2 separate regions of the Homo sapiens genome follow, and region 1 is linked to region 2. Evidence: chromatin loops called from intact Hi-C (ENCODE). Cell type or tissue: pancreas. All regions are shown on one strand. Each heading gives the region's core, and the rest is flanking DNA. Links, peaks and the distances in the headings are about the cores only.

What was found. Hi-C counts contacts between places; a loop is a spot of excess contacts. Peaks named below come from ENCODE experiments on the same cell type or tissue, not always from the same donor. Only the 100,000 strongest peaks of a DNase experiment are listed, where the experiment ranks them.
Region 1: a loop joins it to region 2, with 3 times the contacts of the local background. A loop is called at or near these places in 2 of 110 quality-filtered maps.

What each region holds. Positions count from the first base shown.
Region 1 is chr5:134,570,176-134,585,835 of GRCh38, reverse strand. It overlaps JADE2 (jade family PHD finger 2), which reads right to left. Exons shown (of 12, transcript NM_001388185.1): 10 at 12,074-12,191; 11 at 8,940-9,068; 12 at 2,609-7,342. The coding sequence ends at 6,519. LOC124901191 (U7 small nuclear RNA) reads left to right here and starts at 7,646; the gene lies at 7,646-7,705. RefSeq lists enhancers at 3,697-4,228, 4,229-4,761. In pancreas, for the core only: a CTCF peak has its summit at 7,857 (motif pointing right); DNase peaks (open chromatin) are centred at 6,945, 7,090, 7,875, 8,653 and 1 weaker place.
Region 2 is chr5:134,032,526-134,048,185 of GRCh38, reverse strand. It overlaps a transcript of VDAC1 not described here. Among named protein-coding and RNA genes, the nearest start is that of VDAC1, 35 kb to the right of the region's middle. RefSeq lists enhancers at 79-718, 719-1,359, 5,686-5,815, 5,836-5,955. In pancreas, for the core only: a CTCF peak has its summit at 8,511 (motif pointing left); a DNase peak (open chromatin) is centred at 8,465.

The DNA.
Region 1 (15,660 bases), core at 4,559-12,558, 540 kb before region 2:
GCAAAATCTCTCATTAATAGTTATTTTACATTGATTACATGTTTAAAGACATTTGGATGTAATGGGTTAAATAAAATATATTATTAAAATTCCCTATATCTGTTTTTGTTTGTTTGTTTTTTGAAACAGAGTCTCACTCTGTCGCCCAGGCTATAGTGTAGTGGTGCTATCATGGCTCACTGCAGCCTCAACCTCCCAAGCTCAAGCAATCCTCCCACCTCAGCCACCCGAGTACCTAGGACTAAAAGTGTGCGCCACCATGCCCAGCCAATTAAAATTTTTTTTTTTGTAGAGATGGGGTCTTGCCATGTTGTCTAGGCTGGTCTCGAACTCCTGGGTTCAAGCAATCCTCCTGCCTCGGCCTTCCAAAGTGCTGGGATTACAGGCATTAGCCACCATACCTGGCCCTGTTTTTCACTTTTTAAAAATGGGGCTACTAGAATTTCAAATGTGACTTGCACTATATTTCTAAAGAACAGACCAACATGTACCCTGAATCCCCCTGCCCTACATTTATCAGCTGGGTTAGGTTCACAGGTGAGGTTTTATTTATTTATTTTGTTTGTTTTTATTTTTGTTTTTTTTAAAGACAGACTCTTGCGCTGTCTCCCAGGCTGGAGTGCAGTGGCATGATCTTGGCTCACTGCAACCTCTGCCTCCCGGGTTCAAGCAATTCTCCTGCCTCAACCTCCCTTTAGTCCCTGTAGCTGGGATTACAGGTGTGCATCCCCACACCTGGCTAATTTTTTGTGTTTTTAGTAGAGATGAGGTTTCACCAGGTTGGCCAGGATGGTCTCAAACTCCTGACCTCAAATGATCCACCTGTCTTGGCCTCCCAAAGTGCTGGCATTACAGGTATAAGCCACCTGGCCCAGCCGACACAGGTGTGGTTTTAGAGTGAGGGGCAAGCCTGAGTCATTCTTCTGGATCACTGTGGTCCTGCTTTGGGCTGGCTGCAGGAGGAGGGAGAAGCTGTGGTGCCAAGTCCACGGCAGCTGGGCCATGGGGCTGACAGTTTCTTACCATGGCCAGGTGGGCTGGCCACCCAGATACCCCCTCAGCCCCAGGGCTGATTTCCTGCCAGCATCCCATGCTGATTCCACAGTTGAGGACGCTGAGCTCTTCCCATTCACAGCTGAGCTGCTGGAGCTGGGGCTGAGAGAACATCCACAGCCTGTTTTTCCAGGTTCCCAGGTGCCCTAACAGGGAGACCTCCCTCCACGGGCATTTTGGGCACACACACACTCCACCCCAAATTTACTTCCAATACCTTGTGCATTGTGGACTCAGAACATTGGATCTGGAGGCACCCTTGGGAACCTACCGTCTACTGCTCTGGAGAGGAAATGGGTCAATTCTCTGTGGCAAACAACTAAGTCAGTGGCCCCAGAAGCTAAGATGCTTTGAGTCTTAATGTAACCTCTGTCCCTCACAGCCTTGTTCTGAGCCCTCAGAGGAGGTTCAAGACCCTCCCGATATAGCTTGATCCATCTTTGCATAGGCCAAACCCTCTATGAGGAATGCCCGTCATCCCTTTCTCCGATGCAGCTTCCCTTGGGCTAGCAACTATTTTTCATTAGGTCTCCAATGTCTGGAGGTTCTAGGGGGACAGGGGCCTGGTGACATGCACAGTATACAACCCAGCACACTGGCAGTGAGGTGTCCGGTCAAGACTACTTGTTGAATGAATCAATGAATCAATGAATTAATGGTGTCACTTCCTCAGAGAAACCCTTCCTGAACCCCTTCACCCCTAGACCAGCCCAGGCCTCCATGAAAACTCCCAGTTCCCTCACTGCCTGTGTGAGCCACCCCAAGCAAGGACAGCAGCTATATTCCCCACACTCTTTTCAGAGCCTGGCTCAGGGTAGGTGCTCAGAAAATCATGAATGAAAAACAAACTCAAGCAAAAATCTTCACTGACCTAGGGACACTCCCTGGAGGCTCCTCCCAAACTTTCCTACGGTCCCAGACAGGTGGTTGTAGCAGGTGGGGAGTGCAGCAGTCCTGCCTTGGATGCAGAGCTTTACCTCTTAGCACATCTTCGACTTTAGGTGCATCCCTCATCCTCTCAATTCCAGGGGAACATATTGAAGATCAAATGAAATACTGCCCTGAGGCTAGGGGCGGCTTACGCCTGTAGTCCCAGGACTTCAGGAGGCCGAGGAAGACGGATCACTTGGGCCCAGGAGTTTGAGACCAGCCTGGGCAACATGGGAAAACCCTGTCTCTACAAAAATTACCAAAATCAGCCAGGCATGGTGGCATGCACCTGTAGTCACAGCTACACGGAAGGCTGAGGTGGGAAGACAGCTTGAGCGCGGGATGTCAAGGCTGCAGTGAATCAAGATTGCAGCCTGGGTGACAGAGTGAAATCCTGTCTCAAATAATAATAATAATAATAATAATGAAAAATATAAATACTGCTCTGAAATTATAGCCCTTGGTGTGCACTGAACATCTTTATTATGATTCCTTAGGAGGTGGCAGCTGATCCCTTGGAAAACTCAGGGACCCCGTGGTTTTGCTGAGCCCATTGTCGGGTGTGTGTGTGGGACTCCCAGGGTTCCCTACCCCATCCAATGCAATGGAGCCTCACACCAGCCAGCACAGAAAACACTGCTTTATTAACTGCGTTTGCCAACACACGAGGAGTGCAAAGGGCTCCCTATGACACAAGCCCTGGTGGGGCCGGGGTCTGGAAGCCCCCATGAGTGAGCAGGACAGGATGGGGCTGGGAACTATGCAGCAGCGGCAACACAGAATCATGCAGGGCACAGCGGGCACTGGCCACACCCAGGTGACCATACATTCTATTGCTCGTTAAGGGTTGCGCACATGGACAATGTACAAAAAGGAGAAATAGGTCTTTGCGTTAATGAAAAATACATTTTTTCTCTACAAAGGAATCTTTTCTAATACAAGAAAATAAATATTGCAACATAAGCCAAAAATAATTTAAAATTGCTCTTTTCAATATATTTTCAATATTTCTCTTGTATATTAACAAATGGCACATCACTTTCTTTGAAACAAAGACAGAAGGTGTCTCCTCCTGTGACATTCATATCATCCCCCCACCGTCCCCTCAAACTGACGTGGAACACAAAGTGTTTGTGCCTCTGAGGGAGAAAGTGGCAGGAGGTGCCTTAAAGAACAACCAAAGGTCTCAGACTCCAGCCCTGGCTCATTGGCCAATGTGGCCAGCGAGGCCAAGGGCATGGGAGAGTGCCCTCCCCAAGGGCCTTGCTATAGAAATCCAGATCATTTTTCAGTGGTTTGCATATGGACAAAGGTTGGCCACATCTGGCAGTTAGCAAGGAAATGCCAAGTTCAGCCGCTGCCAATGTTGGTTAGAATTGGGCAGTTGAATCTCTAGGAATTGTCCCAGCTAGTCCCAGTGTGCCCATACACAGTATACACAGGCATGCCTGCATACGGACACACGAGACGTGGCCTGGCACACCCCCCACAAACAATTCAACATCTATGTCTGGAAACCTGGGGTGGCTTCTCCAAGGAAGCTGAGGCCCTTACATTGCAAATGCTCACACACTGTCACTAAGTCAGGCTCATTTAATAAAATAAACCCTTCTACCTTTCTTCTTCTCATTTGTTTCAAAATACATTTATGATACATAAAAATACTTTTCTTGCACATTATCCTTTGTCATGTGATGAGGGGGAAGGAGGTGGTGGGCGGTCAGGTCAGTGAGAAGGGGGACGATAGCCAGAATGAGTTACAGAGCAGCTTCTCCTTCCCTGCGGAGGAGCTGTGTGTGGAGGCAGATGTGGTTGAGAGAAAGATCTACCTCCACCTCTGACCTGGAAAAGGAACCTGCCTCAGTCTCAGGGACAGCAAAGCCCTCTACACTGGGGACAGTAGACCGGAAAAAGACAGAAGCGGCTGTGACCAACAGGGGAAAGGCTGGGAACTGGGGGAGGATGGGTGGCTGGCATCCTTCTCCTTGCAGCCTGCTGGACATCCTGGAGGTGGAGACAGCTGCCTGAAGAAGATTGCTCCAGGGCTTGGCCTGGGAGTGAAAGGGCACCCCAAATGAAAGGCCACCCCCCTCCCCTCGCAGCAGCCAGCCAGCCTAACAGACATCTGGGTTCTGCAGGACACAGGCTCAGCAACAGTCCAGTCCAAAGCAACAGCCAATGAAGAAGGGCCAGAATCCAGAGGCCAACAATGTGAGCAGAGGCTCTTGGAAGAACACCAGCCAGCCCGAGGCAAGGGGCCAGACTCGTTGCACCCTCTCCCTAATTCTCCACCCACCCCTGCCACCAGGGAGGCCCAGCCCCTGCCCCAGGATGGTGTGAAGGGGCAAGGGGCCAAGTGCTGAGACTGCTGGACCCTGGGCTTTCTGGGACCCCTGGCAGAGTTTGGTTGTTCTTTAAGCTCACCTCTTTGCTTCCTGCAGGGTCAGACCGGGCAATCTGGCACAGACAGGGTTGCAGCCCGAGGTGACCCAAAGCATGGGGAAGGAAGAAGTTCTGTTCAAAGGCAGTAAACAGAGACTGGGGTTGGGACACTGATGCTGACACTGACTGGTCACTACTACCAAGGCGGGCAGGCAGACTAAACTCTACAGGGTAGCTCATGCCATCCCAACGCCCAGAATCCTTGAAGCCCACCCCACTCCCTCCGAGTCCACCCGGACTAGACACATTTGTCCGATCCTCTGAACTGAGTCATTATCTTTGTTTCCTGTTTTGCTAAAATTCACATGAAATTGAGTGTCGATGACAATGCCACTGTCGTACCTTGATAGTTTTGGAGTTAGGGGTGGATGAAGGTCAAGCTGTTCCCCATCCTGCTTATTTGCTTTATGTATTTGGGGAGGAGGGAACCACATGGTAAAGACGTTTTCCATGCTGGTTTCACCGTCAGTATCTTTCCCCTCTGTGAGTCTCACAGTTTAGGAAAGCTCACAGTGGGCTCAGCCCAGGATCTGAAATCTAACACCCAGGTACACTTCAGCAGCAGCAAAGCATCCTCTTCCAAGCGCTTGAGCTCTTCTCCTTGGGTGTGTGCAATGAACATGTTTCTATACTTTGTTGCTAAAGAACTCCATTTAAAAAAAAGTCCAAATGACAAGTTGTCAGGTCCAGGCTGTGCTGTATTATGGTCAAAATATTCTTTGGCATCCACAGAATGATTCGACTGATTCACTGGACTTTTTGCAAGGTTCTTTTTGGAGAAGTTCTGGCTTTACCAGTGGTGGAAGTGACCCAGGAGTAATTCATCAAAGAAAAAAAAATGTTTTCACGGAATTCCTTTTTTGTTGTTCCCTGAGCTATCACCCTGGGGCCACTCTACTGAAACTCTTCAGAGCAACTACCTGGGACCTAAGGGTGGGGTGGGGAAGGCAGGACGGCGGGGGGGGATGGCAGGACGGGGGGGGGGATGGCTGTGCGAGGGGTTAAGGCTCAGGAACAGGGGAACATCCAGCAAGACTTACAACAGCCCCAGCGGCCAACACCGGCCCGCCCTGGGCCCCGGGATCCCACTGCTTGTTGGAAGGAGGAGTTTCCAAAAGGAAACCACGGAAGAAGCTCATCTTGTAGCAGGACTAGGAAACTTGAAAAGGCAAACGGTCTGGTCTGGTCAGCTCTGTCTGAGCGTGACCAGACTTCGGCCGAGACTGGCCCCGAAGGAAGGAAGGAAGTTGGAGCCTCAGAGTGATTCTCTACAGTGGGCTGGTCTGAGCCCCATGACCCTGTCTGGGCACTGGCCCTCCCCTACAGCCCTCCACCTGCACTGGCAGCTGGCTGTTTGGGAGTCCCCTGAGTAAATGGCACAGCTCAGGAGGGATTCTGGGAACCCCTTCCCAGAGCCGCTGGGCTGGGCACTGGCAGGGGCAGAGCAGCAAGGGAGGGGAGGGTGGCAGGGTGGGCAGGCAGGCCTCAGATGATACGGGCTGATCAGGAACAGCTTTCAGTTCCCCTGGAACTAGCGGGCCCTCTGCACCCCCTCAGTGCTTTCTCATATAAACTCGTTGTGCTTGTGACAGTGAGTAGACTCTGGCTGGGTATCGTTTATTATACTTCCTTGGGGATCGGTGGAGTGTAGCAGGACCCCCCAAATGGACCCCAGTGGGATCTGGGGGCAAGGCGGGGTAGGCCCTGGACTGGCCCATCTGCCATGAAATAATGCCCAAACGACAGTCTGTGTCACCCAGTGGCAGTGGGCTGGAGTCCTGAGCTCTTGTCCACCTTGCTTGCATCTAGCCAGGAGCCCAGCAATACCACGTGGGCAGGGCAGGGATGGTGCGCGGGACCTGGCAGGGTCCTAGCGGCCGGAGCCGTGGAAGGAATCCTAATGTCCTAGGCCAGCACAGAGGAAAGACAACAGTGTAGAATTCAAAACTCTCTCTATATTAAAAATAAAACCACGACGGAGTGGCAGCCTCGAGGGTCTGGGACACTCAGCAGAGACTGGAAATGGCAGTTGTGACTGGGCTGAGGCCTTGTGGGGGGACCAGGGCAGGGCCTGGGACAGGGAAGGGGGTGAGTTAGGAGGCCAGTACGCCCATGCGGACCACCTCCTCTGCCCCTGCCTCCCGGGGACCCCGCTGCACCCCACCGTCCTCGGCCTCTACATCTGAGTCGCTCATCTCCCCATCAGAGAAGTAGCCATCAGTCTCAGTGTCAAAATGCAGGCTGACCTTGGGCCTCTCAGCCACAGCTGAAGGTGGTCCCATCCCAGCATCAGGCCTGGCACCCGGCAATCTCCGGGTTACCTTGCTCTCGCGGGGTGGCCGGAGCCGGCCCAAAGGCTTAGGGCTTGCTGCAGGGCCAGGCACTTGGACATCTGAGTCAGCAGCTACTGAGGCTGCCTCGTCCGGGGTCTCAGGGGCCAGTGGCGGGGGGCTTTCAGGGGTGGCTAGGATGGGACAGTCCCCGGCTGCAGGGCTGGACGGCAAGTGAGAAGATGTCCGACGTGGTGGCTTCCTGGTAGGTGGCCCTTGACCCCCCTTGCCACTGCCTGCATCCTGGCCCCAGGTCTTCTTGGGGGCTTTGTCTGGAGTCGTCCGTGAACCAGGCCCGTCCTGCGGTGGTGGTGGTGGTGGTTTCTTCTTGGCAGGCAGGCGGGTGCGGCCTCGGGCCTTCCTAGCAGGGTCACCAGGTCGCAGCGAGGGGTCCCGCATGAAGCTGAGCAGTGTCTCCTCGTCCTGCAGCAGTTCCTCTGACAGCAGCCCTGGAGCAGGGTCCTCGCGGTGCCCATTGTTCAGTGGCCACTCGCTCATGGCCATGTTCTCTGCTGTGATCTGCACCGACTGTGCCAGCCAGCTGTTGAAGAAGGTGCCATCGATGGGGAATGAGGTGGACAGGCCTGCTGAGGGGAGAGAGGAGGCAAGTGAGACGCCAGCAGACGTGTGTCCCACCCTTTCAGGAAGCCCACTGACGCTCCCAGCACACCACCAGGCATCGTCTTCTCTCTGTCCCCCTGTGCCAGACCCAGGTGAGCTATCTTGTTTTGTCCATCCCTCCTGCCAACACCACCAAAGAGTAGGGACTACTTATACGCTTCTCTCCAGAAGGACGTGCTGCCCTCAAGATGGGCTTCATAATTTGTGGGCTAGAGTGTAAAATGAAAATATAGGCTCCTTGTTCAAATATTATTAAGAATTTCAAGGTGGAGTGTTATAGCTCTTTTAGTTTGTCTAGCAGGTTTTTTGGATTTTACCAGAAAGCCTGCCATGGGAAAGAAAATTCAAGGTGGCAGCAGCAGAGCATTAACCAAGAACAAGGACCCCGTGGCACTGCACAGGTTGCTACCCACGAAGTTGGACCTGCCCACTACCCCCATTCTGGTGGGGTTGGGGAAGGAGGAATCTGGAGGAAAATGCCCTCAGGCCGCCAGAGGGCGCTCAGTCTTTATAAGCGTTGCCTCCCAGCGCTTGCAGCAAAGAGCATGGATAAAGGGATCAGGTACGAATAGGGGTAGCAAGCAGTATCCAGTCCCTCCTGGATGTCAGGGAGAGGGGAGGCAAGTGAGACGCCAGCAGATGTGAGGGCGGCAGAGCCTTCCTTCCTTACCGAGGTCTTGGGAGGGGGCAGCTGGCGAGACGGGAGACTGGGTTTCCTGTTAGACACCCAAGTTATCCCCTTCTTTTTGCGGGAGGGGTGTGAAATGAAGGAACAGGGTCTTGCTCTGTCACCCAGGCTGGAGTGCAGTGGCATGATCATGGTGCACTGCAGCCTCAACCTCCTGGGCTCAAGCGATCCTCCCAACTCAGCCTCCTGAGCAGCTAGGAATACAGGCATGCACCACCACGCCTGGGTTGTCCCCTTCTTGAGACAGAGGGACAGAAAGGATGACCTGGGGCTTCCATCCCAGAGGCAAGGTCTGGAAGGGGACTCCATGATGCTCCCTGAGATCTCTGGAGGAAGCACGTGAGGTCCATGAGTCACACTGCTCCCATTAGGCTGCTCTGCCTAACAGGAGGCCTGGGACAGTGGAGGTGGTGGGCAGGGCCAGAGCCTGCAGCCACTCCTCTGGGCAGCTCCAGGAGAGTCTGCTGCTGTTGCAGGAAGGGCCCACTTAGAGGATTCTGGGAGAGTAGGACAAGGATGGGGCTTTCTGGCAGATCCTCCCCTCCCAGCATGGGGCTGTCCCAGGGGCCTCTGGGAAAATCCAGCACCCAGGACCCCCCAGCCAGGGGAATGACTGGACAGTTCCTGAGTGGGCGTGGCCCAGCCTCCATCCAGGTCTACAGACGGGGCATTTCCCAGGATGTCACACGGGGCTCTGAGATCTGTCTCCTTTGTGGGTGGAAGGTGTGTGCACCTGGGCAAGCAAGGGCCTGGTTACCGCTCTTGAGCCTCAGTCTCCTACTCTGTGCAGCTGGCCTTCCGCAGGGCAGACAGAGCTGCAAGCGTGGTGATGGTCAAGCCTGCCGTGTCTGCAGGCCAGCATGGCCCTCACTCACCCAGCTGCCCCAGGACTGAGTCAGGCCCCGCCTTCACTTTCTCTTTCTTCTCAGTGCTGCCCTTGGAGCCCTCGCAGCCCTTCCTCTTCGAGTCACTCTTCTTGCCCTTTGCTCTCCTCCCAGACCGCTCTGTGTCAGGGAAAGTGAGAGGAGGAGGGAGATGGTTACCCTGAGTGGCCTCGGTCAGCACCAAGATCCCTGCGTGGCAGCCCAGGAGTCCTCCATCAGCCAGTGCTCACCCTCCACAGCAAAAAGGTTGGAGTTAGGGGATGGCTGGCATGGTGGGGTGGACCAACTGTCCACTGTGGCCTGTGGGGGACTTGGGGTGGCCACAGGGCCACGAGGAGAGGCCCTCGCAGGACCTGGACTCCAGTCTGACCTGCACAACCTGTAGTCTTGGGAGAGAGTGTGGGTGGTGGGAAGAATGGCTGGAAGGGAGTCTGGACAGGGCAGGGCCTTGAATGCCAGGCTGAGGAGCTAGACATGTAGGTGGAAGGAACACTACCTGAGGGGTCAAGAGGCTTGGGTTCCATTCCTAACCCCAGGGTCAGCAACCCTGAACCAGTCTCCTGCCATGGTCTCTTGGTTGGCTTTCAAAGTCAGGCAGCAAACTAGATGGGAGATTCAGGGTGCACCCCTGGCCCTTGTATCCTTTCAGTTCAGGCCAGGCCTCAGTCTCATCTGTTTTGGTTTGTTTTGAGAGAGAGTCTTGCTCTGTTGCCCATGATGGAGCGCAGTAGTACAATCATAGTTTACTGCAGCCTTGACCTCCCAGGCTCAAGCGATCCTCCAGCCTCAGCCTCCTGAGTAGCTGGGACCACAGGTGCATGCCACCACACCCGGCTAATTTTCAAATTTTGTAGAGACAGGGTCTTGCTATTTTGCCCAGACTGGTCTTGAACTCTTGGGCTCCAGTAATCCTTCCACCTTGGCCTCCCAAAGTGCTGGGATTACAGGTGCGAGCCACTGTGCCTGGCCACATCTGTTTATTTATTTATTTTTTAGAGACAGAGCCTGGCTCTGTTACCCAGGCTGGAGTACAGTGGTGTAATCATAGCTCGCTTGCAGCCTCAAACTACTGGGCTCAAGCAATCCTACTTCTGCTCCCCAAGCAGCTAGGAATACAGGCATGTGTCACCATGCTCAGCTAATTTTTGTATTTTTTTTTTTTTGTAGAGACAGGCTGGTCTGGAACTCCTGGCTTCAAGTGATCTTCCCACTGTGGTCTCCCAAAGTGCTGGGATTTTAGGCATGAGCCACTGTGCCTGGGCAATCTCATCTGTAACATGGCATGTAACTAATGCCTAGATACTCTGGAGGCAGGCTCCTGAGGCTCCCCACTGCTCTCAGGACAGTGTAAGCTCCTCCCCCAGGCTACAAGAAGATCTCGCACATGTGACCCAGGTTACCCGTCATCCCCACTTTAGGAGTCTTCCTTCTGCCTGGTGCAGCCATTCCAGCCTCCTTCCAGTTTCTCTGCCAAGACATGCTCTGGCCACTAAGTCTCCAAATATGCTGTTTTCTTCTCCTATCCTTCACCTGATTCAGTTCACAGGCCAAATATCATCTCCACTAGGAGGCTTTGTCCAGCCGCCAGGCCAGACAGCCTCGCCGATATGCACACAGCCCATGTCCCACCCCAGGCGTCAAGCCTCTCAACAGTGTGAGCAGCAGCTTTGGACAGGGCAAACCAGTCATCTCCAAATACCCTGCCCTGCCCTGAACAAAGAGCTGCCTGTTGTTGACACTCAAGACAAGGAGTTGCAAATGTCCCCAGAACCAATGTGGGGATGTGGACCCTCCAGGCTCTTGCCCATGCTTCTGGAATCCTGTGCCTGAGGGCACTGCTCGTGGCTTGCCACCCTCTGCTTCCTCAACTGTGGGTGCCTTGCATGGGCTTCTCCTTCTGCAGCCGATATGTGGCCACAGCCAAGTGCCTGAGATGTTGTTGGAGCATCACTGCTTCTGGGAAGACATCCCTGATACTTCTATCCCTAAACTGGCAGCAACTGTAGCGTCTGCGATACCACATTCCTCTCTCTCTCCAGATGGTGCATTCCACAAGGGCAGCAACCCTATCCAGTCCATGCTCAGTTAATGCTGGCTGAGTGAATAAACAGAAGATAGGGGGCCTGGAAAGCTCCAGCAGCCAGGAAGCTGCCACAGTCTTTGGGTACACGGTGAGCTCTACATGGTCATGACTAGCACCTGAACTTGGCAAGGCTAGATGTTGGGGCCAGAGTGGGTGGTGATGCCAAAGCACAATCAGGTCAGCTCAGCTCTGGGGCAGAAGTAGGGGCAGCAGAGGTCCTCAGTCATTTGCTCCAACGGTGGCTCAGCAGCTTTCCTCTCCAGGCCCAGCTCAGCCCTGAGGCTGAAGTGGCATTGGCAGACCCTGGCTCAAAATCTCTCTCCATCCAGCTATTTCTGCTGCATGTAAACGCAACACTGGGGTACTGTTTTGGGGGCTAAGTGTTGCCCTTCTTAACATGTATACGCTCCAAGAAGGGCCCTGTGTCTGGCAATATCCACAATTAACAGATACGATCAATGTCAGCGCTTCCTTCAGCCTTTGATTTCCAGATCCACTAAACGCATGTGACGCCAAGAGAATAAGAATAATAAGAATGAAACAGTGAAAAACACCGCGGATGCAGGGCATAAATCCTGTTAGGGTCAGAGAGAAACAACAGCCAGGTCCTGTCACATCTCTGGGACAGCTGCCTTCTTCGGAACTGACTCCCAGGCACACCAGGGTTCAGGGAAGCTCACCAGCTTCTGGCCCTTCCTGCCTCAGCACCAGCAGAGAGCCACTAGGACTTCTTCTCTGTACCTGTTCACATGCAATCAGCTCCTGAACTGCTGTGGCCTAGTCAACCAGAAAGCTCCCTGAGGGCAGGCCTGATGCCCACATTCCAACCTCTGGCTCTCTGCCTAGTGACGCACAACTCAGGACCCTTGCAGGCCCCCGTCTGGGCCTACTAATTGGATGGTGAAGGGTAGGAGTGGGGGCCAGTGGCCCTTGGCTCCACGCACATACCCCCACCAGGATCCAAAGACACACCCTCCTTGGGACCCAGCCCCGCAAGAGAGGGCACAGGGAGGTGGCGGCGGCAGGTGGGGAAGGCGCCTACCTCGACACAGATCCTGTTCAATAAGTTTCATCTGCAGGTGGAATATCTGCTCCTGGAGTTTGCAGATGGCGTGTTTCGTTCTCTCGCGCCTTGTCACCATGTAGCACAGATTTCTAACCTGAGAAAACAAGAGAGATTTTCCACCTTACTCACAGGCAACCACCCCAGACCTCCCAGCTCTGGGGACCTTGCTATGGGTGGAGGCAGTGCCAGGGGCACAGGCTACCGCCACAGCCTATCCTGCCCAGAACATCTGCAAAACAATTCCCAGACCCTGAGCGCATCCTCAGCCCTGTGCTGCATGTCTCGGATCCAAAACCTAAGGCCAAACACAGCCTCAGCCCTGTGGTCCCCGGCTGAGCCAGAGCAGCCAGGGAAAAGCATCTGGTTAGGTCAACCCGGCATGCCCACCTTCCTCCTCTGAGTCTTACCTTCCTGGTAAGGTCAGCCAGGCTGCCTCCCAAGGCCCTGCCAACATGGTTGCTGTCCTTTATAACCACAGTGCCCGCAGACTCATCAGGGTCTCACCAGGTCACCAACCTCATCCCTCTGCCTCCTGTCCAAGGCCTTTCTTTCCCAGCAAAGAAATTCTTCAGACATAAATGGCATGGCAAAAACTAACACTTGTCCTGAGCCACAAATGGCCCCGGTACTTGCAGCCAGAGAGAACGCCATTGGAAGAGCTTTGAGCAGAAAGTCCTAACCCACCTGTGCCCAGCCTGCAGCCAACCCATGTCTATCCGCTGCACTGGGACCTGAGCCAGGCTCACGCCATGCTGGCCAAGGCTTCCACATCTACACAGCCACCTTCACTCTGCCACAGTGACAGAACTCCTCAGCAGAGAGGGTAGAGGCCTCTCTGACTGCCTCAAGGCCAGCTGGGAAGAGCCCCTTGGGGCCTTAGACACCAGCTTGCTAAGCTCATGGGACATGGACCCTTCTTATAGGTGGTCCCACAGGAAGCACCTGCAGGATGGACCATGCTACTGCCTGCCCACCTGGCACCTTACCCCAGTGGGCCATCCCTCCCTGGCTGCTCTCAGGGCAGGCCACACTTCTGAAGCCAAGACCAAGCCCCCTCCCTTGAGACACTTCCTTGGTCTTCAGCACAGGATGGAGACTCCATTATCAGGGACAGTTGGCCAAAGCTGCTCAGCTTGAATCCTGGGTCCCACCAGGGTCTTTCCAGCTGGGACCAGGCTGTTTCCCGTTGGGTTCCATCTTCAAGGCTGAGTTCAGCCTTCATGTCCTTAAGCTGGGGTGACCTCTGGTTCCAGACCCCCTGCCTGTTGGCATAACCATTTCTCCCAGTCCGAGGGCAGCCAAGATCAGACCTCTCTTCTGCGTACGGGTATCCTCCGTTCTTTCCTGAGCCCAGCCGTGAAGGATGTACCACAAAGGTGGCTCCAGCCTCAGGCCTCCACACGATGTGCTCTGCATGGACTCTCCGTGGCCTTCCACGCTGGTGTGTGCGCCCTCAGCTCGAAGACCGTGAGCACCAGGCCACCCACCTCTGAGCCTCAGCTCCGCCTATCCCTATGGCCAGTACCACTCCGGGGGGCCACCCTGGGCTGCAACCACCGGTCCCACCCTACTGGGATGAACCACCTTCCTGTCAAAACTTGGACCTCCTGAAAACCACCTTCCAACCAGCCTCCTTCCCCCACACCCTTAAGCACTGGCTACAGCTCTGTGGACTTGCACTGTGTGGGGCCCTGGACTCAAGTGAGCAACGCCGCTGGGGCCCCTTTCTTCTCAGGGGAGGTAGGTGCTGACCAACTACTGACAGGACCAGGTGGCTCCGACCCACACTTGGGGGTGCTGAGCAAGGCGTCTTGGACACACAAGCAGCCAGTGGGAGTGGGAGTTGATCACACGGCAGGGCAGAGCCTGGGAACGAGGAATCCAAGCCAGGCCAGGCTGGGGGAGGCAGAGCAGAGCCTCGTGGCAGGAATCTGAAGGGAGCAGTGAGGAGTGTCGGGGCTGGCAAGGGAGGAGGCCAGGTGCTGAAGCTTGACTGAGCCAGGCCAAGGGAAGCCAGGATTGGATTTTCTTTTTTTTCTTTCGAGACGGGGTCTCGGTCTGTCGCCTAGGCTGGAGCGCAGTGGCACAGTCTTGGCTCACTGCAACCTCGGCCTCCCGGGTTGAAGCCATTCTCCTGCCTCAGCCTCCCACGTAGCTGGGATTACAGGTGCCTGCCACCACACCTGGCTAATTTTTGTATTTTTAGTAGAGATGGGGTTTCACCATGTTGGCCAGGCTAGTCTTGAACTCCTGACCTCCTGATCCGCCCACCTTGGCCTCCCAAAGTTCTGGGATTACAGGCGTGAGCCACCGCGCCCGGCCCAGGGCTGGATTTTCACAGAGTAGTGAGACACTTCCCTTCTCCCCTTAAAACCTCCAGTGGCTTCTGTACGGGATTGAATAGTGTTCCCCCAAATTCATTTTTACTGGGACCCTTGCAATGTGACCTTATTTGGAAATAGAGTCTCTGTAGATATAAATAGTTAAGATGAGGTCATACTACATTAGGGTGGGCCCTTGATCTACTATGAGTGGAGTCCTGACACAGGTGCCTACAGGGAGAAGGCCATGTGACCTGGCAGAGGCAGAGGCCAGACAGATGTCCGCAGGCCAAGGAACAGCAAAGATTCCTGGCAACCACCAGAAGCTGGGAGGCACGGAGAGACTCCCCCGCAGAGCCTCCGGCAGGAACTAATCCTGCTGACACCTCAACCTTGGGCTTCCAGCCTCCAAAACCATGAGGATAAATCTCACCATCCAGCTGGTGGCACACGGGCAGGCCTAGGAAACTAACAGGGATGCTGGGCATGAGATGCCGGTGGCCTTTAAAAGGGACTTGGTGTGGAGCTCAAAAGGGAGGGGCAGCCAGCACCCCCACGTGGGGCAAAACTGTGGGCAGCCGTGAAAGACAGTGGAGCCTGAGGTCTCCAGCCCTGGGAGTGAGCAGTCAGGGGAGAGCAATGGATGACCATTGAGGCCAAGGAGCAGCCAGAGAGGGAGGGGGGTAAACCAGGACCTCAGGGGGGACCTGGTCAGAGCATCACAGAAAAAGGACTCCAAGACTAAGGGCAGGTCTGATTGTGGCAGCCGCTGCTGAGAGGATCGGGGGATGGAGAGGTGGGCAGGGAGGCTGCAGGCAGCCCAGGTGGCAGGCTCTGGGATGTGGCGGAAACCCGGCCAGAGTGGGCAGCAAGGATGCAAATACCATGAGGGATGACAGGAAAGGAGAGATGGGGGTGGGAGCGGAGGAACCCACGACTAGAGGGAAATAGGGAGGGAGGATTCGCTTTTGAAGATGAGAGAGGGTTGAACAGATTCAAATATTGGTGGAAAAGGACCCGCAGAGGGGATGAAGAAAAGACAGACTCGTCAGCTGCAGGTGTGGGCTGGAAAAGAGCCCCTGTGGGGGAAGGAAGACAGGAGGGAAGGGAAGAGAATGGACCGAGAGGCTCGGCTGGCAGAAGTTAGAGGCCCTGGTATGAGGACAGAGGGGACGCTGTCCTGAGGGAGGCAGGGCTCAGCATGTGGGCAGCAGGTATGAGGTGGGGTGTGCGGCAGGGACT
Region 2 (15,660 bases), core at 3,665-11,664:
CCATCCTGGCTAACAGGGTGAAACCCCGTCTCTACTAAAAAATAGAAAAAGTTAGCAGGGCATGGTGGTGGGCACCTGTAGTCCCAGCTACTTGGGAGGCTGAGGCAGGAGAATGGTGTGAACCCGGGAGGCGGAGCTTGCAGAACTAGCTTTTTTCTTTTTTTTTCCCAGACAAGGTTCACTCTGTTGCCCAGGCTGGAGTGTAGTGGTGCAGAACCCGGGAGGCGGAGCTTGTCAAAAAAAAAAAAAAGAGAAAAATGATGGCGCTTGTTGACTAGCCTCTTATGATGCAATGTCATGCCGTCATGTTCATGTGGATGTCGTGAAAAGCAGGGCACTGTGGTGAACTGTGCCTCTGGGACCTGCCCCGCGACATCCCCTTCACTGTGCCAGCCTCACTTGCCCTGTGGTGACAGCACTGGGCCATGTGCAGATTTGTTTTGCCCATCTCTACATTGCACAAACAGGTACACTGAATCAAAAAGGAAAACAGAAAAAACAGAACAAGAAACACCCCAATGGGTTGCAGCTTATGGATGGTGCCTGCAGCATTGTGAGCTGATAAAATACTGCTTAGCATATGGCAGTGGGGAGGCAGCACCAAGAGGGGCCCAGGAGGCCCTGCAGCCTCTGCTGCCAGTTTCCTTCTGTGCGGGATGAATGGAGTCCCTGGGGTCTGGAGTTGGACACAAGAGCATTTGTCCTCTCTCCCATAGGAATGGTCCTTTTCTGAGGCCCCACTCACGGCTTGGGCTCTGGAAGCCTTTCCAGTCCTTCGGGAACCATCCCCACCTCCTGTGTGGAGATGCCTGGGCAGCACCTCTGAAGTGGCCCCCTCTCTGTGGCCTCTCTGTGGGTGCCCCTTCCCTCAATGTACCACCTACCTGAGTCTCTGCAATCACTTGACACCCAACCTTTTATTAACCAGGGTTCCTGCCCTCCCCCAGCAGGCGGCTTTTCATGCAAAAAGCATCCCTTTGTTCCCTTTCTATGACCCACTTAGGTATCAAAGGCTTCATTCACTGGGGAGTTTCCAGGAAAGTGACCCCCCTGGCTCTGGTCTACTGCTTTGGGAGGGGCAGGAGAAAGGTCAAGGGCATTATCTCAGTTACCAGCCCTGATAGTCCGAGTATAGTTCCTTCCCTCTCCCTGCCCTCACTTCTCCCACTTCTACCTGAATTAGGGTGTGTCTCTGGGCAGGGTGGCAAAAACATTGCCAAAGCTCTAACAGTGCAGCCACAAAACAGGCTCCTTGTATCCTCAAAACAGGCCACATAATGGCTCCTTATCATTGTCTCCACTTTACAGATGAGAAGATCGAGGCCTGGAGGCACTAAGCCACATGGCCAAGGTCACCCCACTGGTAGGTGTAGAGTGGAGATGAAGCTCAAACCAGGTGCTATTGACCACTCTGTGTACAACATTTTTTAGGAGACAAGCTTAAATGTGTGTTGTGGGGTAGTCCTTTTCCTTTCCCCTGAGGTGCTGCCCAAAACAACCCAGAACTGGGGGACCCACCGCCTGAGTTCTGGCCCTTGGTCAAGCCCATTAAACCTTGGGCATTTTCCTCCATTTCTGGTGTGGTAGGCAGAACACTGTCCACCTGCCCCAAGATGTCCACATCCTAATGCCTAGACCTGTGAATATGTTGTTACCTTATATGGCAAAACGGACTTTGCAGATGTTTGCAGATGTGAATACATTAAGAATCTTAGGGCCAGGCATGGTGGCTCATGCCTGTAAACCCAGCACTTTGGGAGGCTGAGGCAGGCAGATCACTCGAGCCCAGGAGTTCAAGACCAGCCTGGGCAACATAAGGAGACCCCGTCTCTATTTTTTTAAAAAATTAAAATGAAAAGGCTGGGCATGGTGGCTCATGTTTGTAATCCCAGCACTATGGGAGGCCAAGGTGGGTGGATCACGAGGTCAGGAGAGCGAGACAATCCTGGCTAACACGATGAAACCCCGTCTCTACTAAAAAATAGAAAAAAAATGAGCTGGGCGTGGTGGCAGGTGCCTGTAGTCCCAGCTGCTTGGGAGACTGAGGCAGGAGAATGGCGTGAACCCGGGAGGCGGAGCTTGCAGTGAGCCGAGATTGCGCCACTGCACTCCAGCTTGGGTGACAGAGTGAGACTCCATCTCAAAAATAAATAAATAAATAAATAGAATAAATAAAAATGGAAAAAAAAAAAAAGAAGAATTGCCGGGGTCAGTGGCTCATGCCTGTAATCCCAGCACTTTGGGAGGCTGAGGTGGGCAGATCACCTGAGGTCGGGAGTTCGAGACCAGCCTGACCAACACGGAGAAACCCTGCCTCTACTAAAAATATGAAAATTAGCCAGGCGTGGTGGTGTGCCTCTGTAATCCCAGCTACTCGGGAGGCTGAGGCAGGAGAATCACTTGAACCTGGGAAGCAGAGGAGGCAGAGGTTGCAGTGAGCCAGGATCGCACCATTGCACTTCAGCCTGGGCAACAAGAGTGAAACCCCATCTCAAAAAAAAAAAAGAAAAATCTTGGGATGGGGATACCATCCTGGATTATTCAGGCAGACCCAATGTCACCCCAAGGGCCCTTCAAAGAGGGAGGCAGAAGAGTCCATATTAGAAGAGATGAGACAATGGAAACAGAGGCCAGAGACAGATTTGGAGATGCTGCTGGCTTTGAAGATGAGGATGATGTCCTAAGCCAAGGAACGTAGGTAGCTCCTGGAAGCTAGAAAAGGCAAGGAAATGATTCTTCCCTAAAGCCTCCAGAATGAAGGCAGCTCTGCAGGCACCTTGGTTTTAGGACTTCTGACCTCCTGAACTGTAATAGAAGACATTTTGCTGTTTTAAGCCACTAAGTTTGTGGCACTTTTTCCAGCAGCAGTAGGAAGCTGATACACTGGACTTCAGCTGTCCTCTCTGTAGATAACTGGCGTGGCTGGCCAGATGGGCCACACACACTATGCTTTCTTGACTGAAGCTGATGAGTCCAGGCCAGCAGGGCCTAAAATTTTTCTGATTTTGTGGACTTTCTTTGGGAATCTAGTTCTCTGGCTGTTCTTCCTCCCCCATGGAAGGAGCTTTGTCCACTGTGGCTTTGGAGGGTTTTGACCCGTGATGTGATTGGGAAGCACAAGGAATGGAACTTCACAGGGCCGACCTTGTTGGGAGTTTCTGGGCCCCTGCTCTGGGCATTGTCTTGGAACCAGCTACCCAAAAGGCCAAAACTGCCCTCTGGCTCCCGGGCCTAATTACAGCCCCTGCCTAGGCCTCCCTTCCCCAGGATGGCCAGAGTTGAGGGGGTTTCACATGGTGATGAGCTCCTTGAAGACTCTGAGCTCTAGGCAGCCAGTCTCTTCTGTGCCCCTAGCTCTGGCGCAGTACCTCACATGGGGTAGGAGCTCAAGAAATATTTGCTGAATGAATAAATAATTCAGTAGCACACATACACAGACAACACACAGCTTGGGACATCACACGGTCTTTTCTATACCTAGATGCATACCCAGATAAGCACTTACATACCTGTGCGCGCGCGCACACACACACACAGATAGCAATATGCACACACACACACAGTTATGTGCACACACACGTGCACCAATGGGTATGTGCACACAGACACATACAGATATGCAAATGTGCCATGGAGCCCTATTCTGAAGGAAGAGAGGACACTTCTGTCCACTGAGGGAACTGAAATGCCAGCTAGCTTAGCAGGGCCTTGGAAGTTTTTATTAATCCATAAAAATCCCTTAGCTGTCTGGGGAGCCTCCCAGCAGCTGAGGAGGTTCCCCGACAGGAAGGATGGGGCGGATCTCCCATTGATGGGGAGGGGACCCAGGTGTTGGCTGCTGTTGGAGGGGCCGTTGTGCAGACACCTGCATATGATGGGAGCTGGAGCTAGGGCGGAAAGAGCTGGGAGCACAGATGTCTGAGTTGGCCCCCAGCAAGGGAAGATGGGCCTCTGAAGTTCAGGCTGCCAATCATAACCTACCTTGGATCTTGGAGGAGGCCCAGCTTTTGGACAGCTATACGGAAATGAGGGGGTGTAAACTCAACATTCCATTGGTGAAGGGATGGGGATGGGAGGCAGGGTACTGAGCAAAAACATCGCCTGCTCTGGAGTTGGAAAGGCTTGGTTTGAGTCGCAGTCTGTGCTCATCAGCTGGGTTACCTTGGGCTGGTTGATCAACGTCTCTTTGCGTCAGCTTCAGCATCTCTGAAATGGGCGACTGAGGGCACCTACCTGTCAGGGCTGGAGTGAGGATTAGGTGAGAGAATGGAAGTCAAGTGCTCCATTTATCACCAAAGAACTAAAAAAATGGGAGCTTAAGAAAAATGCAGGCACTGGATAAAAGTCTACCTAGGCTGGGCGCGGTGGCTCACACCTGTAGTCCCAGCACTTTGAGAGGCCAAGATGGGTGGATCGCTTGAGCCCAGGAGTTCAAGATGAGCTTGGGCAACATAATGAGACCCCATCTCTACAAAACATACAAAAATTAGCTGGCCATGGTGGTGCACAACTGTAAGTACCAGCTACTCAGGAGGCTGAGGTGGGAGGATAACTTGAGCCTGGAGGTTGAGGCTGCAGTGAGCCGTGATTGCACCACTACACTCCAGCCTGGGCAACAGAGTGAACCTTGTCTGGGAAAAAAAAAGAAAAAAGAAAAAAGAAAAGTCTACCCAGCCCATCCTAGGGCAGAATAACCAGAGAGGAGGAGGTGAGAGTCCTTTCCAGCCACCTCTTAGGTAGTCCCGCAGTCTAGAATTTCGCTCTGGTTGGGCTAATTCCTGGGAGGGGTGTGGCCCAGCGCTGCCCTTGTCCTAGCCCTGCCTCTGTGTGACCTGGAGTACGTTGCTTTGCTTCTCTGAACCTCAGCAGCTCCTTTTCTATATATCCTGGATAGTTGTGAAGCTCACATGAGACTGGGCATTTGAAACTATTCGGAGAGGTGAGAAATCCTCACTCAGAGGAGAGCATCTCTGGTCACCCTTGGACAGTCAAAATTGATTATATCACTTTGCCAGGCCGACAGGCCCACCATTCACCCTGAAGCCTTGATCACTCTTCTCCTGCCACCCCTGCCCCAGGATCATAGTGTTCACTGAGGCTCTTGGCAGGATCCAGTGACATCAGTTGGACCTCCCTGGATCTGCCCCTGCTGCTCCCATTCTTTCATCCAAGCTCAGGAAAAGAAAGGCCCAGGCAGGGTTTCCACCAGCCTGTCTCCCACGACCCACATACTCAGTGCCAATGGGGAACCCCAGAAGTCTAGAGCACTCTGGTTTCTGTCCCACTATGTGCTTTCCTCTGGAGGTGGGGGACCTGGGGGAGCCCAGTTTCATTAAGAAGCAGAAGTTCAACAGGCAGGTAAGATGGTGCCTGGCCGAACTCCCATTAAAAGACCCAAAGCCAGGCATGGTGGCTCACGCCTGTAATCCCCAGCACTTTGGGAGGCTGAAGCAGGCGGGTCACTTGAGGCCAGGAGTTCAAGTTGGCCAAAATGGTGAAACCCCATCTCTACGAAAATAGAAAAAGTAGCCAGGCACAGTAGTGCATGCCTGTAGTTCCAGCTACTCTGGAGGCCGAGGCAGGAGAATCGCTTGAACCTGGGAGGCGGAGGTTGCAGTGAGCTGAGATTGCACCACTGCACTCTGGAGAGGCTAAGAGACAGAGCAAGACTCTGTCTAAGAAAAAAAAAAGAAAAACAAAACCAAAAAATGCCCAGTACTGAATGGGCCTTTGTGGTCTCACCTACTGGCTAGAAGTTACCACGGGGCAGGTCACCTAGCCTGGGCACCCAGCATGGGCCTGTGGGCAAGGGATGGCAAGACAGGATGGGTGGGGGCCGTGAGGTCCAGGGTGTCCCCACACTCCTCCATGGTGAGGAAGGAGGTCCAGACCAGTGACTGGAAAGCTTGTCGCTATCAGGGCCTGGTCCCCCCCAAGCCCACAGTGCCCAGGATGAGTGAGCGTGGCCATGACCCTGAGCCCACCATGGCAGCTGTTGACCCCAGGCCATCAGTGCCTGGTCAGTAGACAGCCCTGCTTCCGACCTTCCCACGCTGCCCCTTGACTCATTCTGAGAGCATTGCCACAAGGGGTTCTGGCCTCCAAGTTCACCTTTGGTTTGGTTTCTGCTCGGGCAGCTCAGAGCAGTTTTGTTTTCAAGTGCAAACCCACAGAGCTGCTTTCCCCTTTCTCTGATCCCCCAAAACAAACAAAGGATGTTGGTCTGCATTTTGATTTGTTTTGAAGCTGCAGAGGAGAGTGAGGGAAATGGGTCACCTCAGGAGCTTCGAGGGTGGCCAGGCCAGCCAGGGAGTGTGGGGTGGTGGCCAGGATGGCGCCTTACTCTGGAGGACTGACTGGCCAGCCCACCCTGGGTGGGCCCTGCTCCCAGGGAGCCACTCACCAACAGGGATGCCTGGAGCTGGGGGCTCCTCATGGGGCCATGCAAAGCGCCCTGTGTGGAAGGCAGGAGGCCCAAGTCCCAGGCATGGCTCCAAGGCCCCTTGCTGTGTGATGTTAGGCAAGGCCTGCGTTTCTCTGAGTTTGAGTCTGGTGAAATGAGGCCCACCAGCTCGGTCCCACCATCTTTCCCATCCCCACTGGAGTGGGGAGGGGGCATTACAGAGTCCCATGCCACTCACAGCGCTGATGTCCAGGGCTCCCTGAGCAGCTGGTCCTGGGACCATTGGATAAGCACCTTATATTCTGCTAGGACGTTGGCCATCAGGGCTGGCCTTCTCTAGCCCCAGACCCATTCCTTCGCCTTCCCACTGGTCAGCAGAGGCCCCTACACTGCTTGGTTTACATGATCCATGGATGTGCCCCTCCTGGGCCTGTGGCCCCTCCCAGAGTGGGTGTAGGTACCTGAAGCAGTAAAGATTAGGTCAAGGAATTTTCAGCAGCAACCTCTTTTCTGACATCCCCCAAAGAAAGAAGTCCCCTGAGCAAGGTGAGCTCTGTCATTCCCAGAGCCTGCAGGTGACCAAAGATGTTCGGAAGGAGCCTGCGGGTCAGCCAAGTCTTTGAAGCATCAAGAGAAGGAGCTGGTAATGTTTTCCCTTGAGTAGGATCAGTAGCAGGGGTTTGAGCAAAGTGAGTGCATTTATTCCAGAACAACTGAACTGGATCCCAAGGACAATATTTTAAATTTCTTCATTAAAGTCCATCTGTTCCGACAGTTCTTCATCTTTTGCATTATTAATCCTTTTAGTGAAAGCTACAGATTCTCTTCTTGGGGGAAAAACACACACACAAAATTTTGAACCACATTTAAAAAGGTTTGCAGCCCTCCATGTGTAATTCCTGGGAAGTTAAAGTAATTCAGGGAGAACTGACTTCCTAGAGTGACCCCTTTCCCAACTGGGGAGGAGACACTATTGGATAGCCTGGGTTGTTCTTCAAAGGATGTTTTGGAGAGACACAGAATCAACTGCTCTTTTTATTTTTTAATTTTATATTTGAGACAGAATCTCGCTCTGTCGCCCAGGCTGGAGTGCAGCAGTACGATATTGGCTCACCGCAACCTCCACCTCCTTGATTCAAGCGATTCTCCTGCCTCAGCCTGCCTCCACAGGCACGTGGCACCATGCCCAGCTAATTTTTTTTTTTTTTGAGACGGAGTCTCACTCTGTCACCCAGGCTGGAGTGCAATGGCGTGGTCTCGGCTCACTGCAACCTCTGCCTCCCGGGTTCAAGCGATTCTCCCACCTCAGCCTCCCGAGTAGCTGGGACTACAGGCACGTGCCACCACACCCAGTTAATTTTTGTATTTTTAGTAGAGATGGGATTTCACTATGTTGGCCAGGCTGGTTTCGAACTCCTGACCTCGTGATCCGCCCACCTCGGCTTCCCAAAGTGCTGGGATTACAGGCATGAGCCACTGCTCCTGGCCTATGCCCAGCTAATTTTTATATTTTTAGTGGAGACCGGGTTTCGCCATGTTGGCCAGGCTGGTCTCCAGCTCTCGACCTCAAGTGATCCACCCGTCTTGGCCTCCCAAAGTGTTGGGGTTAGAGGTGTGAGCCACCGTGCCAGCCAATTGCTCCTTTTAGAATGGGAGTGCTAACCTCAGGGGTCTCTCTCTCGGGTGCCAAAAGAGGAGATGCCTTTTGTGTGGACCCATGGAACTGAAGCCTCCGTCCTTGTCCCTGGAAGGGCCCAATTTTGGGGTTCCAGGAGCTCCTGCGCCTAAGGGGGTGCTGTCACCCTGTGGTTTTTCTTAGTTGACAGCTCATAGGTGCTTGGGAATGTGCTGTGTCTGCGTTCCAGACTGCAGGAGCAGTCTGGAAACTTGGCTGTGGGCAGACATGCCACCCTCCTAAGGTGAAAGAAACCTGAGTGGCCAGAGCCTAGTGTTTGCTCCCCTAATTTGAGAACAGGGAACTGTGCCTCCTCCTGGAGACTGCAGGGTTTGGGAGCCGGGAGATGGCCCATCTCGCTTCTTTGGTCAGCTTCTGGCGCCACCTCGTGGCTAATTCTCTAATAGCAGCCAGGTCTCATTCTGGCACAGAGGGTTCTCAGTAGAACCACCAGAGGGAGCTTTAAAATTACGCACGTCTGCCGGGCGCGGTGGCTCACGCCTGTAATCCCAGCACTTTGGGAGGCCAAGGCGGGCGGATCACGAGGTCAGCAGATCGAGACCATCCTGGCTAACACGGTGAAACCCCCGTCTCTACTAAAAATACAAAAAATTAGCCGGGCGTGGTGGCAGGAGCCTGTAGTCCCAGCTACTCAGAAGGCTGAGGCGGGAGAATGGCCAGAACCCAGGAGGCAGAGCTTACAGTGAGCCGAGATTGCGCCACTGCACTCCAGCCTGGGCGACAGAGGGAGACTCCGTCTCAAAAAAAATAAAAAAAATAAAAAACCACGCATGTCGGGGGCCATTCCAGACCAGTGAAACAATCATCTGTTTCGTTGGGGCCTAGCATCAGTATTTATTAGGGCTCTCCAGATGACATCAATGTGAAGCCAGGGTTGCGAATCACTGTAACAGCAATAGGTTGGTTCCTTGGTCTTGGCCCACAGGCAAGGGAGGACGATTGAGGTGGGGAGGAGAAATTACAAGGGCTTTCTGGAGAATTGGTTTCACTTTGCTTGCATGGACCTACTTGGTGCTCTGGAAAGCATGGAGGTCAGCGAGTAATGAATGCCACAATACAGAATGTTGTAAATAAGGCGCCTATTGCAAATAAAGTGTCTATTACTGGGCCTTTACATTAGCATCTGTGGGCATTTCCATGGGCCCTCTATGGGCCCATTTTGTGTCTATCTCAATGATAGACACAAAATGGGTTCATTTTGTGTCTATCTCAATGATAACATTTAAAAGTCAACATATAAACACACCTTGGCTTACCTGGAAGGCTGTTAACTGACTTTCTCTCCTGGTTTTGGTGTCCAAAATAACTTTGGAATTTACTATCCTATTGCTGCAAAGCAGAACTACTTTAATTGTCACGGGGTAATTAGCAAAGGGTAAAAGGATTCACTTGGTGAGGAATGTATTTGAGCCAGGCAAAGACAAAAGACTTGGCAGAATTGAGTTATCTTTTCAAAATATTTTCATGTTCACAAAACAATGCTGTAGCTGTTTTGAACTCACAAGTACCTGCCCCATGCTGTCCCATACATATTACACTGAATGATATTTGTGGGGGGTGGGATTGAGGGAGGGGGTCGTGGATAGGAAATAAAGTCCCAACTCCTGGCCAGAGCCGGCAAAACCCTGTATGCTCTGCCTCTGCCTTCCTTTCAATCCCCGCTCTTACCCTCCATGCTTACTGGCTTCCCTCCAGCCACACTGGGCTTTTTGCTGCCTCTCAAACATGCCACCTTGTTCTCATCCCAGGGGCCTCTGAACCTGCTGTTTGCTTTGCCTGGGGCACTCTTTCCCCAGATATTTATGTGGTTTGCTTTCTGAGTTCTTTCAGGCCTTAGCTGTAATGTCAGAGGCCTTTCCTAATCACCCTCATTAAATTAGGACCCCTGCCTAATTCTTCTCCCCATTTTGTATTCTCCATTGTACTTTTCACTGCTTGAATTGTATTGTTTATGTGCTTGTTTCCTTGTTTATTGCTTGGGAACCCACATGTGTTGTAACTCCTTGAGGGTAGAGGCCATATCTAGCATTTACCATAATTTCCCCAGTCTTTGGCACATTGACATTATTTAATAAGCATTCTTTTACAAATTCTTGTATTTTGGAATAATTTTAGTTGCAATGATATTACAGAGTTATGGTATATTTTCACTCTGATTGCCTTAATGTCAATATCATATATAACTGTAGTACAATGATCTATAAAAGGAGTTAACATTGATACAATACGATTCACTAATCTACAGGTTTTTTGTTGTTTTTGGGGGCTTTTTTTGCAGTGAGAGAAAGAGGCATTTATTGCAGGACATCATCAGGCAAGGAGGATGGGGAGCTCACGCTTAAGACCCAACCTCCCTGATGGCTTACAAGCAAGGGTTTTTAAAGGCAGGGGTACATTTCAGGAAAGGAGAAGTCACAGGCCAATGTGTAAACAAACATATGGAAGCTATACATTGGTTTAGCCCAAAAAGGTGGGATATCTTGAAGCAGGGGCTTACAGGTCATAGGTAGATTCAGAGATTCTTTGATTTGCAGTTGGTTGAGGAAGGAAGACTTTGTCTAAAAAACTTGGGGTCAGCAGAAAAGAATGTTAAGATTTGGCCTTAATATAGGCTAGTTAAGATCAGGAAACCCATTAATCATCAGGGGTGCTATGCCAGTCAGGTCACCAGAGCAAGCCCTAATGCACTAGGTCAGAGTGACCAGTTTAGCAAATTGATGGCCTGCAGGTGTCACTTTCTCCAAGCACCTCGGGAAGAAATTTAGAACACAGGGCAGTGATCAGAGTTCAGTCCTCAGTTCCCTCTTATCTGAGGTCCACATGACAGCAATGGGCATTTTCCATCTGGTGGGCATCCAGGTTTCTGAAAAACAAATCTATTAGGATTGTTGCTTTATTGGGCCTCGTTTCTTCCATCTGACTTTCACTTCTTGTCCTGCAGTGTCCACCCTGGTCTCTGGATGGTTGCCTGTTTGTGCTGTGGTTGTTCCTCTGTTCTCCTGCACTTGGTTACTCGTTAAAGGGCACCTTCTGCATCCTCATCAGCCTGAGGAACTGCTAATAATGTCATATTAACTGTTTGTGCATTTGCTTCAGTTTTTTTGTTTGTTTGTTGTTTTTTTGTTTTTTTTTTTGAGACGGAGTCTCACTCTGTTGCCCAGGCTAGAGTGCAGTGGCGTGATCTAGGCTCATTACAAGCTCCACCTCCTGGGTTCACACCATTCTCCTGCCTCAGCCTCCCAAGTAGCTGGGACTACAGGTGCTCGCCATCATGCCTGGCTAATTCTTTGTATTTTTAGTAGAGATGAGGTTTCACTGTGTTAGCCAGGATGGTCTCGATCTCCTGACCTCGTGATCCGCCTGCCTCAGCCTCCCAAAGTGCTGGGACTACAGGCGTGAGCCACCACACCCGGCCTTTTTTTTTTTTAAAAAAGACAGTGTCTTGCTCTGTCACCCAGGCTGGAGTGCAGTGGTGTGATTATAGCTCACTGCAACCTTATACTCCTGGGCTCAAGGGATCCCTACAGATCTTACTAGAAGTGCACTTGACCTACTAATGTCCTTTTTTCTGGTTGGTGTTTTAGTCCAAGGATCCGACATTATGTTTAGTTGTCATGTCTCTTTAGTGTCTTCCAATCTGGGACAGTTCCCCAGTCTTTCATGACCTTGACACTTATGAAGAGTGTTGGCCAGTTATATTTTGAATGTCCCTCAATTTGTGTTTGATTTTTTTCAGGATTAGACTGAAGTTATGCATTTTAGCAGAAATACCACAGCAGTGACGTGCTATTCTCAGAGGACGGTATCAGGAAGCACATGATGTTTATGTGCCTCCTTTCAGGTGTTATTAACTTTGATCACTTGGTTAAGGTGGTACCTGCCTGGTCTCTCCACTGTGAAGCTACTATTTTTTCTGTTTGTAATCAATTAAATATCTTGTGAGGAAATAGATGGAGATGATCCAAATATTATATTTCTTGTCATATTTTGGCTTACTAATTTCAGCATCCATTGATGATTCCTGCCTGCAACAATTCCTGTACTGTTTGGCAAATGGGAATTTTTTTTTTTTTTTTTTTTTGAGATGGAGTCTCACTCTGTTGTCCGGGTTGGAGTGCAGTGGTGCGATCTCGGCTCATTGCAACCTCTGCCGCCAGGGTCCAAGCGATTCTCCTGCCTCAGCCTCCCTAGTAGCTCGGATTTCAGGCACCTGCCACTGCGCCCGGCTAATTTTTGTAGTTTTTAGTAGAGACGGGGTTTCACCATCTTGGCCAGGCTGGTCTTGAACTCCTGACCTCATGACCCACCTGCTTCAGCCTCCCAAAGTGCTGGGATTACAGGCGTGAGCCACAAGGCCGGGCCTGGCAAATGATGATTTTCTATTTGCATTATTCCTTCTGCATTTATTAGTTGGAATTTGAAAGGAAGAGCTGTCCCTTCTCCATTTATCTAATTGATTTTTATTTCCATCAGTATGGACTTATGGACATTTATTCAGTGGGTTATCATCCTTTATTATTTATTTTGTTGCTCAAATGTTCGCTGGTGTGTTGGCTTAAGCCTGTAATCGCAGCACTTTGGGAGACCAAGGTGGGCAGATTGCTTGAGCTCAGGAGTTCAAGACCAGTCTGGGCAAAATGATGAGACCTCTTTTCTACAAAACGTATATTTTAAAAAATTAGCAGGGTTTTGTTGTGCACACGTGTAGTCCCAGCTACTTGCGAGGCTGAAGTGGGAGGATCACTTGAGCTGGTGAGGTTGAGGCTGCAGTAAGAGATGATGGCACCACTGCACTCCAGCCTGGGTAACAGAGAGAACTTGTCTCAAAAACAAAACACAACAAAAATTGTCCCAGATTTGGCTTATTACTTTGTTTAGCACATCCTTAATTCCCAGGACCGCAAGATGTGCCAGGTTCATCTTGTACTTCTCCTGCCTCAGCCCAGCGACCAGCCATTTCTCCAAGAGCCTGGTCCTTGCTATTGCAGCACAGTGCTTGGAAACCGAGATCTGGGCATTAGATGTCCTCATTGTTGGGAGTGTCGTTGCTCCTAGGCCCTCTCGGTGGACAGAGCTAGGAAGTGTATGTTCAGACAGACATATACATGCACATCTATATCCATTTCTACATGTCCCCCCTCTCTCCATCTACCATAAAAACCATGAATTTTTCTCCCTACGATCAGTTGTCAGAGGAAAACATCATGAATGTATACCGATACCTGAGATTCCAATTCAACACCACAGGGTTCATTTTAACCTTGCTCCTTTCCTTACTCGCAGCTCCTTTCCTTACTCGCAGCTCCTTTCCTCCATAGTGGAAACCTGGCTCTCACTGTCCGCCATGTTTATTCACCAGCTCGGTCCCAGCATGCACCTTGCATTAGTGTCCCAGGGCCGCACAAGTTACCACAAGCTGGGTGGCGTCAAACACAAAATTTTATTTTCTCACAACCCTCGAGACTAGCAGTACAAAATCAAAGTGCCCGAAAAGGCGTGTTTGTTTCCTGCTGCGGGCTCTGGGAGAAAACCCTATCCCGGCCTCTTCCTAGCGTCCGGCGCGTGGCATTCTGGGCTTCCCGGGCTAGTGGACGCGTCGCTTGGATCTCTGCCTCCACCTTGGCAGGGCCTGTGTCACGCATCTCCTTTCTCTCCAGAGAACACTGGTCACTGGAGCTAGGGGCCCACCCTCGTTTCAAGATCCTTTACTTAATGATAGTATCTGTGAAAATCCTGTCTCCAAAGAAGGTCACATTCACAGGCTCTAGGGGTGAGGACTTAGGCTTGTCTTTTGGGGGACACAATCTGCTCCACACAGAAAGTAGCTTCAAATTGCTAGCCGATATTCTTCTGAAAAACAAATATACTAACATATATGTGTAGAGTTCTTTTTATTTTTTTTTTTTGCGCGTGACACAGCCCTCAGGAGATCCTGAGAACATGTGCCTTGATCTTTTTGTCTTTAGTCTTACCAATGCATAATCAAATAATGCTTCCCAAAGTTACATAGATTAGCTTTTTTCTTCCCCACCTTTTTCACGTGGCTGGTTCTATTATTTATTTCTAATATATTTCGGTTCTTTTCTTTTTTTTTTGAGACGGAGTCTCGCTCTGTTGCCCAGGCTGGAGTGCGGTGGTGCGATCTCGGCTCACTGCAAGCTCCGCCTCCCGGGTTCATGCCGTTCTCCTGCCTCAGCCTCCCAAGTAGCTGGGACTACAGGCGCCTGCCACCACTCCCGGCTAATTTTTTGTATTTTTAGTAGAGACGGGGTTTCACCGTGTTAGCCAGGATGGTCTCGATCTGCTGACCTCGTGATCCGCCCGCCTTGGCCTCCCAAAGTGGTGGGATTACAGGCGTGAGCCATCGCACCCGGCCTATATTTCGACTCTTTTTTTACTTTTTTTTTTTTTTCCATTTTGGGCTCACCCACTTCCTGATTGATTTTAATTAATTAATTAATTAGTATTATTGGTACGTGAAATACTGCCATAGTTTTAAGACCCGGAAATACAAAAGTGGAGCTCCCCCAGCATGACTTCTATCCATTCACATTTCCTCATTCTTGCTATTCTATAAGCACCTGCCTGCCGCTCTAGGCCAAGAAACCTTATTTATATTTAGCTTCTCCGTGGCCGGGTGCGGTGGCTCATGCCTGTAATCCCAGCACTTTGGGAGGCCGAGGCGGGCGGATCACGAGGTTAGGAGATCGAGACCATCCTGGCCAACGTGGTGAAACCCCGTCTCTATTAAAAATATAAAAATTAGCCGGGCATGCTGGTGGGCGCCTGTAGCCCCAGCTACTTGGGAGGCTGAGGCAAGAGAACCGCTTGAACCCGGGAGGTGGAGATTGCAGTGAGCCGACATCACGCCATTGCACTCCAGCCTGGGTGACAGAGCCAGACGCCGTCTCAAAAAAAAAAAAAAAAAAAAATTAGTTTCTACTTCCTAGATTTCCTTGAGCATATACATGTATATTTTCTTTCTCTTTTTCCCTCTCCTCTCTCTCGTTTCCTCTCCTCTCCTCTCCTCTCCTCCCTTCCCGTCCCCTCCCCTCTCCTTTTTTGAGATGGGGCTCTCACTCTGCCCCCAGGCTGGAGTGCAGAGGTACAATCATAGCCTTGACTTTCTGGGCTCAAGCAATCTTCCTGTCCCAGCCTCCTGAGTAGCTGGAACTACAGGCATGTACCACTGCACCTGGCATTATTTTGTTTTATTTTGTAGAGAAAGAGTCTCACTCTGTTGCCCAGGCTGGACTTGAGCTCCTGGCCTCAAGTGATCCTCCTACCTCGGCTGCCCAAAGCATTGAGATTACAGGTGTGATCCACTGCTCCTGGCTTTATTTCTTTATATCCTCTTCTTTCTTACATGAAAAGGAGCATACCATACATACTCTTTTGTATTTTTCTCTTTCCAGTTAATATCTCTTGGGAATCAATTTGTATTCGTTTCCTCTTTCTATTTATAGCTGCATACTACTCCATTGTGGGGTCATACCGTGGCTCATTCAACCATTCTTCCATGCATGGACATTTAGATAATTTCCAGTATTCAGCAATTATA